2 separate regions of the Homo sapiens genome follow, and region 2 is linked to region 1. A link is a contact called in ENCODE Hi-C or POLR2A ChIA-PET data. All regions are on one chromosome and are shown on one strand. The core of a region is the stretch at or near the end of the contact, and the rest is flanking DNA. Distances in the headings are between cores, read along the strand shown. Region 1 holds the start of UBE2Q1 (ubiquitin conjugating enzyme E2 Q1). Region 2 has its middle 3.6 kb from the start of NUP210L.

What was found. Hi-C counts contacts between places; a loop is a spot of excess contacts on that map. ChIA-PET counts read pairs that join two places held with the same protein, here RNA polymerase II (POLR2A). Pooled maps may share reads with other maps.
Region 2: a pooled map shows a loop between it and region 1 (6-fold over the local background). The contact joins the enhancer-like site here to the promoter of UBE2Q1 in region 1. A Hi-C loop is called at or near these places in 4 of 50 pooled maps. POLR2A ChIA-PET finds 5 or more read pairs at or near these places in 2 of 52 experiments (WTC11 and activated T-cell).

What each region holds. Positions count from the first base shown.
Region 1 is chr1:154,556,252-154,561,299 of GRCh38, forward strand. It overlaps UBE2Q1 (ubiquitin conjugating enzyme E2 Q1), which reads right to left and starts at 2,411. Exons shown (of 13, transcript NM_017582.7): 1 at 1,976-2,411. The coding sequence starts at 2,302. RefSeq lists silencers at 2,006-2,105, 2,426-2,505, 2,596-2,685, 2,806-2,895 and enhancers at 2,265-2,846, 2,847-3,427.
Region 2 is chr1:154,156,113-154,161,160 of GRCh38, forward strand. It overlaps a transcript of TPM3 not described here. Among named protein-coding and RNA genes, the nearest start is that of NUP210L, 3.6 kb to the left of the region's middle. RefSeq lists a silencer at 1-79. Within about 2 kb of position 2,404, at least 3 of the 41 ENCODE cell types and tissues checked have a DNase peak (open chromatin) inside an H3K27ac peak, as active enhancers do.

The DNA of each region.
Region 1 (5,048 bases), core at 1,161-3,660:
GGCTAACAGCGAAGGGGGACTCCTCATCTCCTGCACTGCCTATACAAGTTCTAGACTTCAAGTTCTCCCTGGACCCAGAACAGTCCTCCAAGCTTGCTTTTCAAACTCCAGAATCGGCTGAGGAAGGGATCACCTCATCACAATGACACTGAAGTGAAAAAAGCAGAGTTCAGTAGGGAAGAAGTATAAAAACTAGACTGTATCTCCAGAACCCAAGAGTAAAAGGGTACTGGCAAGAATCTACCCACACCACTTCCAGAAGAGCCCCTCAAAGACCAATTCTCCCCACCTCTCCCTTGGGAACCTGCCACCTTCTCAGTCCAGGCGTGGGCTGTAGGGCTCCACATGGCAGGCTGGGAGAAAGAAGCCTACGCTACTGACATTCCCAGCATTCCTGAGCCACGGTGCCAAATGCAGCCTGACCAGACTCCCTCTCTGCCCAAACCAAGGGGGCTAGTTTAGGCCAAGTCTCCTTTATAGCCATGGGGAGTCTGGCTGAGGACCCCCTAAATTTAACTTCCTGCCAGGGACAAACGCAGTAAATGGCCTCTGGCAACAGAAAGAGCAGCTGGATAGGGGCAAACCTACCCTTAAGGAATTAGAAGCTTAATTCAGGAACAAAATTAACTCGAGGTTCCCACACAAGCCAGGGAAACCTTATCCACCTCTACTGGGTATCTTAGCATTGCCATGACTCTAATCCTCAATGCTGGAGGAAAAATAATTATCAAAGATGCCCAAGTCTTCACTTAACTAAGCCACTCCTAGTCCTTCAATTTTAACTTTCTAGCAGGAAAAAAGAAAGGAAATGAAAAGAGAAATGGGACATATGAGTTTTGGTGGGGCACCAATCAATCCAAACTGAGGCTTTACCTCACCAAATCTTAACTTGGTTTGATTGAGAAAACGGACAGAAAACACCAGTAAGTTGAATTCAGGCCCCCAAGTAGCAGAGAATTCACAACTCTGCCTTTCCCCAGGCTACTCCGATTAGGTCTGCCTGCCTGGATAAAGTACTGTCTGCTAGCATTTCAGCTACTGCTCCGGTAGAGAGAATACCATCACAGCAGGTAACATCAACCAATATAAGTGCTATAGCATGCAGTACCAGACATTCCCAAATTAGCAGAAGCCAATTCTCTGTTCAAGGGATGTCTGAGGGTAGACCAGGCAGGAGACATGTAAGGTGTATGCCTAGGATGGAATGACGCTCACAGGGGAGAAATGCAACTGTTACTGCTTAGAATAAATGGGGGTAGCCCTCGCACATCACATCACTATCATTACCAGGAAAAGCAACAACCCAGGGCAAATGGACATATCCATAGGGAACAGGCAGGGGAGTGGCAGAACTGCTACCAGCTGAGGCAAAAAGAGGAGAGTTAGAGGTTACACCAGAAAAAGAATCCAAAGGAGAGAAGGAAGAGGAGTCAATGAATTGCAAACTATCACTTGGTGAAGTTGAGAGAGCAAGAGGGTCTGCATGAGGGATGCCTAGGCGGGGATCCCACAGGTGGCAACCTCCTAAGTCAGAGGTACTACTGAGAAGGGGGCATCGCTGAAATGTGCAGTGAGTTTCAGGCCAGGTCTTTGCAGTTAGGGTCAGTGCCGAGGCCTAAAACCTTGAAATAAGAGTAAGGGGAAGAAAGACGCATTCCTAGGTGGCAAGGTAAAGTTGTGGAGGAGTAGCCAAAAAGAGCCAAAATCATGAACCTTGGGATGTGGGTGGGTTCGTGGAAACGGGTAGTCTAGGCGCCATATGTCGGGGTGTCCCTTGCTATTGGGGTCAATGGTAGAGATTCTGGGTGCACTGCATAACCTCAAGCAGCAGAAACAAATGTAACCTGGAGAGAAAGAACTGAGCCCTGAGAGGGGCTTCGGCCTCCCAGGTCCTTCGAGAGCAAAAAGCTGGATGGAGTGATCCTGGGTCCCTGACAAGGGGCCCCCACAGAGGCGCACGCGAGGGGGTCCTCACCGTGATGTTGCAGTGGATGCGGACAGGATCCCCAGGCACCGACCCCCGTGGGGGGAGATGCGGTCCGGGCGCGGCCCCCGCCCCGGCCCCTCCGGCCCCAGCCAGCAGGAACTCGCAGCTCAGCTCGTCCAGGCAGGCGCTGGCAATGCGGAAGCGCTCGTGGCCGCGGTGGAAGATGGACTCGAGCAGCTTCAGCTCTCGCCTCAGGCAGGGCCCCGGCCCCGGGCCCCCCCCTGGGCCGCCCCCGGCCCCCGGCGCCGCCCCCTGGCCCCCCAGCTGCTGCCCCGGCCCCGGCTGCTGCTGCCCCTGCGGCTGCGGCTGCTGCATCCTCCGCTCCGCTCCGCTCCGGGGCCGGCGGGCCGGGAGCCTCCGGCCTGCGCTCCGGGCTCCGCCGCCGCCGCCGCCGCCGCCGCCGCCGCCGCGGTCCGCACTTCCTGATCCCCCCTTCGCCAAGATGGCGCCGCCGCCACCTCCGGGACAGGCCCCCCCCTCCGCTCGCTGGCCCCCCCAGCCGCCGGAAGCCGCGCGCCCCTCCTCCTCCTCCTCCTCCTAGGCGGCCCCGCCTCCGTCCCCCTCACGTGACTTCCCTGCTCTGGCCTCCTCCACGTGATCTCTCCGTCTTTCCCGCCCCCCTGTTCTCGCCTGCCACCCTCCACATGTGACCCGGGGCCTGGGGCTTGCCTCTGTGGGCGCCTCAGTGCGAGTTTGCGTATGTCGTGCGTGCTTGCGCGCGACGCCCCTTCGCCTGCGCTCCCCTCTCACGTGACTCGGTGCCGCGTGCTCCCAGGGGCTACCCGCGCAGGACGCTGTTTCCTGCCCCGGGCGCCGCTTCCCCCGCCCCCGAGCCGTGGCGAGCGTGCCCGGCACTCCATGGACAGAGAAGAAAGAAGTGCTGTCTTCCCCGTGCAGTCTTTATCCTGCTCCCACATGCTGGTCTTCGGCGCAGGATCCTGGAGCCTCTGCTCCCCGTGGGGGTGGGCATGCTGTGTCTTCACACTCGGGTGGGTGGTCGGGGTAGGAGCCGGGAACCGGAATGGAAGAGGCGTGGATTCTCGTCCCAGCCCTGGCTCTCATGGCGTTTTGTGACCTTGGGTTAACCACTTTCCCGCCGAGTCTCAGTTTCCTCATCTGTACAATGGCTCTCATGAGAATGATGCCTGTTTTTCCTATTCCCAGGGAGGGATTCGATGCGAGGACACCATAAAATGAGGAATGATAATAGATCACTGCTGTGTTATGTACAAGTGTTAGTTAATATCAGGCCTTTCGCGCTTTTCAGACCCCATGGGTCTGGACGAGGTTGGGGGAAGGACAGCATGGGCTTCCTCCACAGAGTCATGGAAGGAGTGCTGACTCGGGTGGTCCCCATTCCCTTTCCTAGGCCTAAATGGCTAACACCTTGTCGCAGTGGTCTTGGCAGCTGCCAGGAGTAGGTAGTGCCTCCGGACCCTCGCTAGGTGGCACTATCACAAAGGACAAAGCTGGTTGAAGCTACAGAAATCCCGAGCTGGCGTTCGTTTTGCCAAGGGCAAGTGTTATTAGCCTGTGGTAAGGCCTAGTCAATTCTGCTGGGCCAACTCAGCCCTTAAACCACTGGTCAGATTGCCCCGTTTCTCTCCCACTTGTACTAAAATGAGCTAGCCTTTGCTGGAAGACTATTCAATTGCCTCTGCAGAGGCCTCCTTTGGTCAAGTTGGGGTATGGGTATTTAAAGACGATTATAGTCTGTTCCTGGTCTTCGTGGGGCCATTTATCTGGTTTAGGTAGCCTGAACAGTTTGCTACATGTTGACTTTGTGTCTGTGTGTGCAAGCTGATAGCATAAAAGGCTGTGGTGGGAATTCCTGTTAATTATTTCCTGAGCGAAGGTGTTTTGCAAATATATATATATATATATATATATATATATTTATTTATTTATTTATTTATTTATTTATTTTAAGACAGGGTCTTGCTCTCTCGCCCTGGAGTGCAGGGGCACAATCTCAGCTCACTGCAGCCTCGGGAGACCTCAAGCTATCCTCCCACCTCAGCCTCCCAAGTAGCTGGGATTACAGGCGCATGCTACCACAGCTGGGTAATTTTCGTATTTTTTTTGTAGAAAGGGGTCTTGGTATGTTGCCCAGACTGGTCTCAAACTCCTGGGCTCAAGTGATCTGCCCATCTCGGCCTCCCAAGGTGCTGGGATTGCAGGTGTGAGCCACTGTGCCCAGGTGCAAATATTTGTAAATCTCCCAACAACATTGCAAGGTAAGTATTTTTACCCCTGTTTACAACTGGGGAAAAGGAGTGACTCTGTAAGGATATACAGTCTGTAAACAGAGTTCCTAGGCCTGTCTCCAAAGTCCATGCCCTTGTACCCTACTCTGCCTTTTTTAGTGTGTTGAACCCCAGCTCTGCCAACTACTAATGATGTGACTGTGGGGAAATTACTTAGCTTGTTTGTGCCTTAGTTTTCACACCTGTAAAATGGAGATCATAATAGTACTTACTTGTTAGGAGGATTATGTAAGAACACACGTAAAGTGCATAAAATAGTGCCCATGGTAAGAACTCAAACATTTTTTTAAAAATTGGGGCTCAGCAAGGCTTGTGTCTAGTGAAAGGAGAGAAGGGTAGGAGATGAGTCCAGTGAAGAAAGCAGGGGCTAGATTATGGAGACCACAGTACATTGTTTGGGTTTTATTTAAAGCACAGTGGGAAACTCCTGGAGGATTTTAAGCAGGGAGTGGCATGAGCTGATTTAAAAATTTAAAAGATCGGCCGGGCGCGGTGACTCACGCTTGTAATCCCAGCACTTTGGGAGGCCGAGGCGGGCGGATCACAAGGTCAGCAGATTGAGACCATTCTCACTAACGGTGAAACCCCGTCTCTACTAAACAAAATATAAAAAATTAGCCGGGCGTCGTGGCAGGCGCCTGGAGTCCCAGCTACTCGGGAGGCTGAGGCAGGAGAATGGCGTGAACCCGGGAGGCGGAGCTTGCAGTGAGCTGAGATCGCACCACTGCACTCCAGCCTGGGCGACAGAGCGAGACTCCGTCTCAAAAACAAAAACAAATTTAAAAGATCACTCT
Region 2 (5,048 bases), core at 1,154-3,653, 400 kb before region 1:
TCCCAGCTACTCGGGAGGCTGAGGCAGGAGAATCTCTTGAACCAGGAGGCGGAGGTTGCAGTGAGCCGAGATCGAGCCATTACGCTCCAGCCCAGGCAACAAGAATGAAACTTCATCTCAAAAATAATAATAATAAAGAATAAATCCTGTTGCTACCACCCACAAAGATGCTATTTTTAACCCAAACCTCATAGCTTCTGTGGAGAAAGCACATTTAGTTTTAATAAATAAAAGTCAAATAGGTCTGAGGGTTGGAGGGACTGGTTCTTTATTTCAAAAAGACACTTGTCAATATTCAGTATCAAAACAGTTGCACTATTGATTTCTCTTTCTCCCAATCGGCCCCAAAGAGACCACATAAAAGGAGAGTACATTTTAAGCCAATAAGCTGCAGGATGTACACCTAACAGACCTCCTAGAAACCTTACCAGAAAATGGGGACTGGGTAGGGAAGGAAACTTAAAAGATCAACAAACTGCCAGCCCACGGACTGCAGAGGCTGTCACAGCCAGATGGGGTGGCCAGGGTGCCACAAACCCAAAGCAAAGTTTCAAAATAATATAAAATTTAAAAAGTTTTGTACATAAGCTATTCAAGATTTCTCCAGCACTGACTGATACAAAGCACAATTGAGATGGCACTTCTAGAGACAGCAGCTTCAAACCCAGAAAAGGGTAATGAGATGAGTTTCACATGGCTAAATCAGTGGCAAAAACACAGTCTTCTTTCTTTCTTTCTTTCAAGGAGGCAGGAAAGCAATTAAGTGGTCACCTCAACATAAGGGGGACATGATCCATTCTGTAAGCAGTTGTGAGGGGGTAGAGATGGGACAAAATTTTGGTCTCAGAGGTCTTACCATCTTAATTTGGTAACTTCTAATGAAAAAAATAAAAAATAGAAATAACATTATCCAAAGATATCTTAAAGCTGAAAACTTGAACAGCACATTTTTTGTTTTTGTTGTTGTTTGGCTAACTCCTCCTGGAATCACCTTTCTGGTTTAGCTAGTACTTTGTACAGAACAATGAGGTTTCCCACAGCGGAGTCTCCCTGGGCTCTGTTTGGCTCTCGGTAAGGCAGGCCTACACCTTTTCCTCTCCTCTATGGAGAGGGGAATATGCATTAAGGTGAAAAGTCACCTTCCAAAAGTGAGAAAGGGATTCGATTGCTGCTTCAGGACTGTGGAATTATTTGGAATGTTTTACAAATGGTTGCTACAAAACAACAAAAAAGGTAATTACAAAATGTGTACATCACAACATGCTTTTTAAAGACATTATGCATTGTGCTCACATTCCCTTAAATGTTGTTTCCAAAGGTGCTCAGCCTCTAGCCCAGCTGGATTCTCCGGGAAGAGGCAGAGACAGTTTGGCGAAAAAGACACAGGGAAGGAGGGGGTGGTGAAAGGAGAAAGCAGCCTTCCAGTTAAAGATCAGCCCTCAGTTAAAGGTCAGCTTCCCGCAGGCTGGCCTCAGGCGGAGTCTGGGTCAGAGGGAGGAGCAGCAGCAGGGTGGGACTGGGGCGTTCTACATCTCATTCAGGTCAAGCAGGGTCTGGTCCAGCATCCTTTGTGTACAGAGGTGCTCCTCTTTGGTGCATTTCAGTTTATCTAATGGGGGTAAAGGAGAGAAGTTACAAGAACTAGAAGTAAATTTCAAGGTCTACCCGCTCTTTGAGACTTGCTCCTGTTGCAGAGAAGCTGCAGACTGATAAAGCAGCTGCCTTCTCAGCCACAGAAGTGAGCTATTACATCACCCAGTTTTGTAGGGCCTTTGGCTTGCCTACTGAAGTTGTAGGTGTTGCTGCACTTCCTGGGTGAGGGAGTTAGGGCCCTTATCAGCCATTTCCTCTCCCTCCCACACCCAACCAACACTTTCAGCTTTCAGTCAATGAAAGAGCAAGCCTTAACCATCAGCCATCCACTTTTCTAGGTTTTGCCCACATAACAATACCCTCTTGAAATGGCTCACCGGAGTTTGAACATTGCAAACAATAGAAACATCAGAATCTCAGATTATAAAGAGCACAGGAAGATCCTCATGCACTACATGTTTTTTCGAAAAAGTAGAGGCCAAAGTAATAACTGATGGGATAAATAAAAGGGCGCTCACAGTTAAGTCAAATAATCTCTAAAGAAAACAAAGCCAAGAATACTACTGAAACAAGTAGTTGTAAGCAAACCTTGAGATTGCTGCAGAGCTATTGAACAGAACTAGCTTGTGACAGTTACTTGAAATTAACATAAAACCAGAAAAAGGACGCAAAAGTCAGAAAGAAAATCAGCAGCTGAACATTAAGGAGAATCTAATCTGTCTAGCAAGCAAACCACTCTGACTGCTCTAAAGAGGTGAGGAAAATACTCAAATCTTCAACTCAGAGAAGGTGATGGCAACACAGACCCATATTCATATCCCACAACTTTTCTTTCACTTCCCTTTTTTCCACCCAGTCAGAAGGACCCATTCCTGGGCCTGCCGATGAAGCAGTTACAACAACTTGTCAAGTCAGTCCTTTTATTGTTAAAAACATCCATGCAAGGGAACATATCCTACAGTCAGTGCCCAAGTGAAAGAGCAGCAAATAAGGGTGGAAAACAAAATTCTCGCAAGTTTTCTCACTATAATCTCTCAGGCCCCTCCCTTCTTCACCCATAATCTCTTCTAAAGGGACAGAAACTTCACAATGGTCAACTTCACAATGCTGTTAGGAAATCAACATTCTAACTGCCCCAATTAAAATGCAATTTGCTCAGGGCAAAATAATAACTTTTAAAAAGACAATCAGCTTTTTGTTGGGGTCCAGGTCAGTGGTGTGAGCAGTAAGCTCAGTTTAATGGGCATCATTGAGCCCTGCCCATCAGTCACACAGATCATGCAGCGTTAGCTTCAGCTCATTAGAAAGCAGGCGGTTTCGCTCAAGTTGGCTGTAGAGACGCTCTGCAGCAGCAACGGAGAGGAGGGGAACACAAGAGAAGGAGAGGAAAAAGAGGAGGAGAAAGAGAAAAAGGGAAAGTTAGTAGAGTACCAGAAGTAAATTATGAGTCTTTCAACTAGCTGGTATATATAACATGCATCTGTAAGGCAGGGTGGATGCAAGGAGGATTCAGATAGAGGGCAATAAGAGTCAGTCAGTTGGTGGAAAGACCAACAGAGGAAATTCAGACTGACAAGTTGGTAGGACAACATTTTGAGGGAGAAAAAATGCTTCCTTCACAATATTTATTCCCTGGGTTGAGAAACTGAAACAAGGGAAATGGCAAAGGAAGGAATACAGTTGGCTTCGAAGAAATGTGTTCACAATAATCAGGGTTTGAAAGGAATGGAAGTGAACAGCTGAACATTTTTCTGTGAAAGCATTCAAGACAGCATTATAAACAGTATACTGGGAGAAATATCCCCACACTCATTCACTCCTATACTTTCTAATGCTTTGTGTTACAGATATTGTGTGATAGACCCATTTCAGTGGCCTAGCCAATAAATATTCAATTTCTTCTTCTTCTTTAAAAGAACCCCAAACCTGTTAAGAGTCAACAAATAGTGTGCCTAGTCCCAGGGAAGGCAAATTACTGGTATAAGCTACTCAAGACTATCCTGTTGTTTTTCAGCCTCCCTTGCAGCTAGGGGTGATCATATGATCCAGTTTTAACCAATGAGATGTAGAAAGATAGTCTGCTGGGGGCTTCTGGGAAAACTTTAGCTTTCCCTCTTGCCTTCAACATGGATGTGATGACCAGAGTTGCATATTTCAATCTTAAGAGAAAAGACCAAGAGAATCATGGAAAGCCCAGCTACAACAGGCCACAGTTGCTCATGGCTAGATGTATGTGATTAAAAAACAAATCCCATATTTATTTAAGCTACTAAGTAAGTTATTTCCTTTTTTTTTTTTTTTTTTTTTACAAATCAGGCTAAAGGACAATTTAGCAAGCATTCCTGATACAAGCAGCTAAGTGCTCAAATCTAATAGGTTTATCTGGATTTTCCATTTGAAGCACACTTTAAAGAGATAGTGGGATATGGAAGATTCAAATACATCTGACTAGCACAGGGATAATACAACTTTGGGGACAGGAAAACCAAACTCTTCCTGGTATACTCCTAGTATCAACCTCTGAAATTCACAAATAAGTTTCTCCCTATATTTTACAGCCCGTTTCAAAATGGTCTCAGGATCTCAATATGAAAAAGATACTTTTCTGTCCTAAAATCATCTGCATATGTGAGCATTGCTCAGGTACCCTGCCTTGTGGGCTGAGGCTCTCCCCAGATTGACTGGGAAGCTAGAGACCAGTATGGTCCCAGTAATACTTGCCACTTTATGTACACTATCAAAACAGAAAGCATATATGTGTAAAAAGCCTGGGAGGGAATGACTAAAAATAATAGCTGTATTAAACAGTAGAATCAGGGTGAACCTTTAACTTGCACTCCCCATTAAACCAATGGTTCTCAATAGGGGTGGTATTGTGCACTCTTCTCTCCAAGGGGAGATTTTGAGTATGTATGGGAGGTTTTGATATCACAGTGACTAGAAGGCCCATACAGGTATCTGTTGGGCAGGGGACAGCAATACACAGGATTGTTCTGTACATCAACAGAACTGTCCTACTCTAAATGACAAACGTTCACCATTGACAAACACTATACAGGCTGAGAACCCAAATCTGAAAGTCCAAAATCCAAAATGCTCCAAAATCTGAAACTTTTTGAATGCCAACATGATGCTCAAAGAAAATGCTCATTGGAGGATTTTGGATTTTACATACACATACAGATGTGTGTGTTTGTGTGTGTGTGTATTAGAGACAAGGTCTTACTGTGTTGTCCAGGCTACAGTGTGGTGACTATTCATAGGCCTAATCATAGTGCACAACAGCCCTGAACTCCTAGGGCTCAAGCAAACCTCTTGCTTCAGCCTCCTGAGTAGCAGGAACTATAGGTGTGCATCACCATGCCTGGTATAAATTTCTGATTTTCGAATTTGGGATGCTCAACTGGAAAGTATAATGCAAATATTAAAAAAAAAAAAAAAAAAAAAAAGCAAAA